Regions from separate parts of the Homo sapiens genome. Here region 1 is linked to region 2. The links are chromatin contacts, found by Hi-C or POLR2A ChIA-PET in ENCODE. All regions are on one chromosome and are shown on one strand. The core of a region is the stretch at or near the end of the contact, and the rest is flanking DNA. Distances in the headings are between cores, read along the strand shown.

Region 1 (2,700 bases), core at 138-2,637, 310 kb after region 2:
TGCCTCCTCGATAGCCCCAGGCCTTGGGCACAGCCCAGCCTCCCACGGCTCTTGGGCCCTCCTCCTTCCAGGCCGCCGGTGACCCACACCTGGCTCTCCTCCCCGGCGTCTCCTCTCCGCTTCTTTGTTTGGAGCGGAGGCCCCGCCCCACCCCGCCCCCAGGCGCACTCGCCCGGCCATTCCGGTTCAGCCGGTTCCAGCCCCCAGTTTCTGCCGCTGCAGGTCCCGGCAGGAGCTGGAGGGGCACTTTCTCCCTGGGTTTCTCTTCCCTGGTGCAGCAGGGGCCGCGGTCCTCATCCTCCTGGTTCCTCAGTTCGGTCCTTCTTTCATTCTCCACCCCTGGGTGCCAGGAACTGGGTCAGACACTGGGACAGGAATCCAGACAGGCATGCTATCTGCCCTGCCCAGGGTTATGTTCTAGGAGGGGAAGCAGCCATTAATCAAACACCAAAAATGTGGAAAAGTAATAATCTCACACGTGTGCATAATAAACTGTGAGTGAAAGTTATAAGCTCGGCAGGTAGGTAATAAGCTAGGAGCAGTGCTGTGGGAGGCAAGGGAGTTACCCGGGAGTTTCAAACTAGGAACTGAGCTCATAGGTTGGGGGCAGGGGGACTGGAGAAGGCAGTGATACTTAAATGGAGAGCAGAAGGATGAATGGAAGTTAGAGTGTATGGCGGAGGTTGGCAGAAGCAGCAGCTTATGCAAAGGCCCTGTGGCTGCAGGGAACATGACGTTGCTCTTTAGAGGAGCCAAAGCTGGGGCTCTGGGGAGAGCAGCTGGGTCAGACCCCGCGGCTTTGTCTGCCATAACAGGTGTTTGGAGAGTGATTCGGCAGGTCTTTGGAGGGTTTTGATAGGGCGGGGTGTCGGGGGAGGCTGTCAGCTCACTCTGGACACTGAGTAGAGAACAGACGGGAGGCGTGGGGCAGGCCTGGAGGCAGGGGCTTCCGCGTGTTAGGCCAGTGGAGTGCCAGTCAAGGGAAGGTGGTATCTGGACTAGGGTGTGGCAGCGCAGGTGGAGAACCCTGAGCTGCTTTGTGGAGGGCTTCAAGTGTGGGGGAAGAGTGCACGGTATGGGGGTGGGGGACAGGAGACACCCCCAGTGGAGCCTGAGCAGGAGAGTCGTGTCTGAGAGGGTCTGTCTGGAAGGCGCAACAGAGGCCAACTTTGCAGACAGCTGCAGTCGGGAGAGCCTGGAGCCTCCTTCAAAGGGCATTCAGGGGAAGGGCAAGGCACGCTGGGGGGTTCTGGACCTTCTGTGGTGTCTTCTTGTCTTTCTGGTCCCTACAGCCTCCCTGAGCTGGCTGCCCGAGCCTGCCCTAGGCACTCTAAGAACATAGTCAGTCCCAAGGTCTCCCTCCAGGGAAGGCCGTAGGTGAGCTTAGGAGTGAGAAGGCTGGATCAAAGCCTGGCTCCATGCCTGCATCCCTCTGACTTGCCAGTCATTTCACCCTCCGAGCCTCTATTTCCCCACCTCTTAAATGGGGATAATAATACTACCTACCTTATGGGATTGCGGTAAGACTGATAATGCTGGTACGAGTGACAGCTTCCCTCATGGAAGGCCCACCACGTAAAGCAGTTTACAGCCATCTCATTCCATCTATGACAGAATCCTGTGTCACTGTTTTGGAGATGGGAAAAAAGAGGCTCAGAGATGGTGAGTGACTTGCATAATAATTACATAAAACCCCCAGAGCCCCTGGCCCCTGGAGTTCTCAAAAGTTCCTTCTCTGTTGGTACCTGCAGCTGCCACTCCCTACCCCGCTCCCATAGACCCTCTCCTCCTTGGAGACTCTGCCCCATCTGCCGTCCCTTCTCTGCTGGATCAACACCTTTTCCCTCTCTGCTGGCTCCCATCAGTATTTAAACATTGCCTTTCATATCTGTCTTCAAGAAAAAAAGAAAAAAAAAATTCACAAACCTCCCTTCCCGCCTCATCCTTTCCAGCTGCTGGCTGTATAGTCACCTGTACTTCCCTCTCTCCCTCATCGCCTCCCAGTCATTCTTTGGCCTTCTTTGGTCTGGCTTTGGCCCCCACCCACCACTCCACTGACTCTGTTCTTGTCAAGGTCCCTGACAATCTTGTGTGAACTGTTTTGTACCAGGTGTTTGACAGTCAAACATGCCTGAATTCAGGTCCCAGATGTGCCCCTCACTGGCATGTGATCTTGGACAAGTGACTTGACCCCTCTGAGCCTGTAAACTGAGGATAATAGCAATGAAGGACTAAAGATAAAGAACCTGGTGCAGAGTGGGTGCTTGGCAAAGGATTGTCATCATCGCACACGTTTCTGTGCCAGGGACCAGGCTGGGCCTGGGCTCCTGGGGACCAAACAGGTGGTCTGAAAGGTCATTTCTCACAGCACTAGCCCTTTTTGGAGCTGTTCATTGGTCTGATTAATAGGAAATGGATCAGCTGTCAAGATTAACGAGCTATTGCTACAAGATTGTAGCAAATGGGTTGGGCTTCTCTGGGTTCATGACCCTAGGTGGTTGAATTCTTAGGGATAGGGGCTGTGGACTGGCCCTGGTATGTGTACTGAGGTGATGAGGGTGTGGCAGTGCCATGTCTGAGCCCCTACCTTTCTTCTCCTCCCTCTGCCTCCCTGTGGACACCTTGAGGAGACTGTCAGAAGGCAATAACTAAGTCGGGGGGGAGGGATGGGAGAGGCAGATTTACAGGAAAGCATTCACC
Region 2 (2,700 bases), core at 44-2,543:
GTCGGAAAGACCTGCCAGGGTCATCAGTCAGTTCCAAAGGCCAAAGGCAGTCCTGGACAGCTTGGCAGAGCCCCTTTGCTTAGAAAGCTTTTTACATAAACAGTTTCACATCCCCCAAGACTTGGCACGTTGGTGGACCCCAGGTCAGATTTCCTCTGCAGCTGTGTAGACCTGGGTGGGGGTCTGGAGGATTGGAGGGGATTTTGGAAGTCAAACTGACAAGGGAGAGATCAGGAAGAGAAGGCTCGGCAAACCCATTGCATTCACATTTTTAATCCACAAAGCCATCCAAAGCAAAAACGGTCGACCTCAATGTGACCTCGGGACCCCTCGGAACACAGGCCACCCCAGAAAACATTTTGCAGGTAGCCCAACTTATACTTATTGGGAGTGTCCTTGGCCATCATACTATGTGAGATATTGGAATGGAGGTGACATAAATGTGAGGGGGGACAGCAGAGCCTGGAAAGCAGTAGTCACGGAGGAGCAGGGCTCTCTGGATGGAGGCACGACAGGGTTCAGACACCAGCTCTACCACTGAGATACGGCCTCAGTTTCCTCACAAGGTTGGTGTAAGGATGAACTGAGGGACTGTATGCATGCTGTTTGATACATTTGCAGTGATCCAATCAACCCTTGCAATTGTGGTTACTCTTATTATCGTTATCATCAAGCTCTTCCTGCCTTAGGTTCTGCTTGCCGCCTCCTGGCTCTGGGCCTGGAACACTCTTCTCCTCTGTCTCCCCTGGGGTTGCACACTGTCACACTGGGTTGGGCAGGGGCCCAACCATGCTTCAGCCTCTCATGGCAGCTCTGCAGTGGAGCCAAGCGGGACCTCCCATGCCTGGCACAGTGACCAGTATAAGCTTTCAGGAACTGGTTCTTAGATTACTTTTCTTACATGAATACGTGAATGAATGAATGAATGAATGAACAGAACAAGAGAGTCAGGCTGCACTGAGTGGTGGGCCTCAATCATACTCCAAAAAGGATCAAGCCCTGGAGACCCATTTAGGTAAGGGAGCATCATGAAGATGTCAGAGGTTGGCAGGGGGGTCAGGAACAGGCATTCACACCAACAGGTACCAGGAGCCAGAAATCCCAATCACAGTGACAGGGCTGTAGAGGGTGGAGGGGGTGGGGAGAAGCCAGGGCAGGGCTCCACTTGCCGGGGGGCCTTTACAGCAGAACAAGGGAGAACACTGAGAGCTGGTGACAAACCAGCAGGAAGGATGAACATCAGAATCAACTCAGACACAAAATCAATAGGACTCAGTGACAGAATGGATGGAGATGACCAAAAAGAGGAAGCAGCTAAAGATGCAAACTGTGAGAGAACTCGAATTGTGCTTTCAGTTTCTAGTGCTTATTCTGATGATTGTTATTGAGTTATTTAATGAGGATCAGGAGAAGTGAAGCTTAGCGAGGCCTACTGAAGGGAGAAATGGAGAGAGACCTCAAGCAAGCAAGCTTCCCCCTGTGGCTCTAAGACCTTCCCTTCTGTTCTGGTCTCTTTCACCTGTCCCTTATCCCTTGGTCTGTAACTTCCTTATTAGTAAGAATCTCATCTTATTCGGTTTGGTATCCACTGCATTAGTTATACATTTTCTCATCCATTTCACAAATATTTAATGAGCACCTCTAACATGCAAGGCAGGGTCCAAGGTCCATAACCCAATAAATATGTATTGAATTGATCATGTCATGATATAAAGTCTGCAAGGAGAAGGTCCATGGGAGGATCTAGCAGAGTTTTACCAGGCAGCATCTGGAAAGGAAATGCGGGAAACCTATCACTGTTATGAGACAATTTGGAACTGTAATGTTCCCCACCCTCCCTCCCAAACTGGGGAGACCGAAGAATGACAAGTCCAGCTTGGTGAGTAGATGAGTTTATTTAGGTCTTCCATGTGGGGCACTCCTGGGCAGCAGCAGGACAGCTCTAGAGACCTGCTTTGCCTCACATCGCTAAGCTGCTTTTAAGCTAATTTTCTGGCTCTTCACCTACTGTGTATGTGCCATGGGACTGTTTTCCTTAGTAGGTTTTCAGATATCTTCTAGGATGTTTGGATTCTCAGGGACACCTGCTCCACAGCTGGGCACCATGGCCTTGACTAACTGCCTGGCCTTGAGGGTTCAGACAGTGAACATACACCCTTAAGTAACCTGGTGGGGGACCCATCACACTACAATCAGCAAGGCCTGGGTTGGTTCAAAGGGTAAAGCATTCGATGGAGAAAACATCTGATTCAGAAACACAAGTACAAATCCTAGCATGAAGAATGAGGGGTTGACAATGAGGACTGGGCATTTCATCCGAGACAGAGAGATTTCATTACTATAAAGGAATACCTGAGGCTGGGTAATTTATAAAGAAGAGAGGTTTATTTGGCTCACAGTTCTGAGGGCTGTACAGGAAGCATGGCACCAGCATTGCTTCTGGTCAAGACCTCAGGAAGCTTTCACTCATGATGGAAGGCAAAAGAGGAGCAGGCGTGTCACATGGCGAAAGAGAGAGTAGGAGAGGAGAAGGGGCCGGTCTCGCTCTGTCGCCCAGGCTGGAGTGCAGTGGCACGATCTCGGCTCACTGCAAGCTCCGCCTCCTGGGTTCATGCCATTCTCCTGCCTCAGCCTCCCAAGTAGCTGGGAGTACAGGCACCCGCCACCACGCCCGGCTAACTGTTTGTATTTTTAGCGTAG

What was found. Hi-C counts contacts between places; a loop is a spot of excess contacts on that map. ChIA-PET counts read pairs that join two places held with the same protein, here RNA polymerase II (POLR2A). Pooled maps may share reads with other maps.
Region 1: a pooled map shows a loop between it and region 2 (2.4-fold over the local background). The contact joins two enhancer-like sites. A Hi-C loop is called at or near these places in 2 of 50 pooled maps. POLR2A ChIA-PET finds 5 or more read pairs at or near these places in 2 of 52 experiments (H1 and WTC11).

Annotation. Positions count from the first base shown.
Region 1 is chr1:43,550,209-43,552,908 of GRCh38, forward strand. The region is part of intron 3 of PTPRF (protein tyrosine phosphatase receptor type F); the gene reads left to right. Among named protein-coding and RNA genes, the nearest start is that of PTPRF, 21 kb to the left of the region's middle. Within about 2 kb of position 1,388, at least 9 of the 41 ENCODE cell types and tissues checked have a DNase peak (open chromatin) inside an H3K27ac peak, as active enhancers do.
Region 2 is chr1:43,238,323-43,241,022 of GRCh38, forward strand. All of the region lies in intron 21 of CFAP57 (cilia and flagella associated protein 57), which reads left to right. The region is part of intron 1 of LOC105378685 (a long non-coding RNA gene); the gene reads right to left. The region is part of intron 1 of LOC124904164 (a long non-coding RNA gene); the gene reads right to left. Among named protein-coding and RNA genes, the nearest start is that of TMEM125, 30 kb to the right of the region's middle. Within about 2 kb of position 1,294, at least 9 of the 41 ENCODE cell types and tissues checked have a DNase peak (open chromatin) inside an H3K27ac peak, as active enhancers do.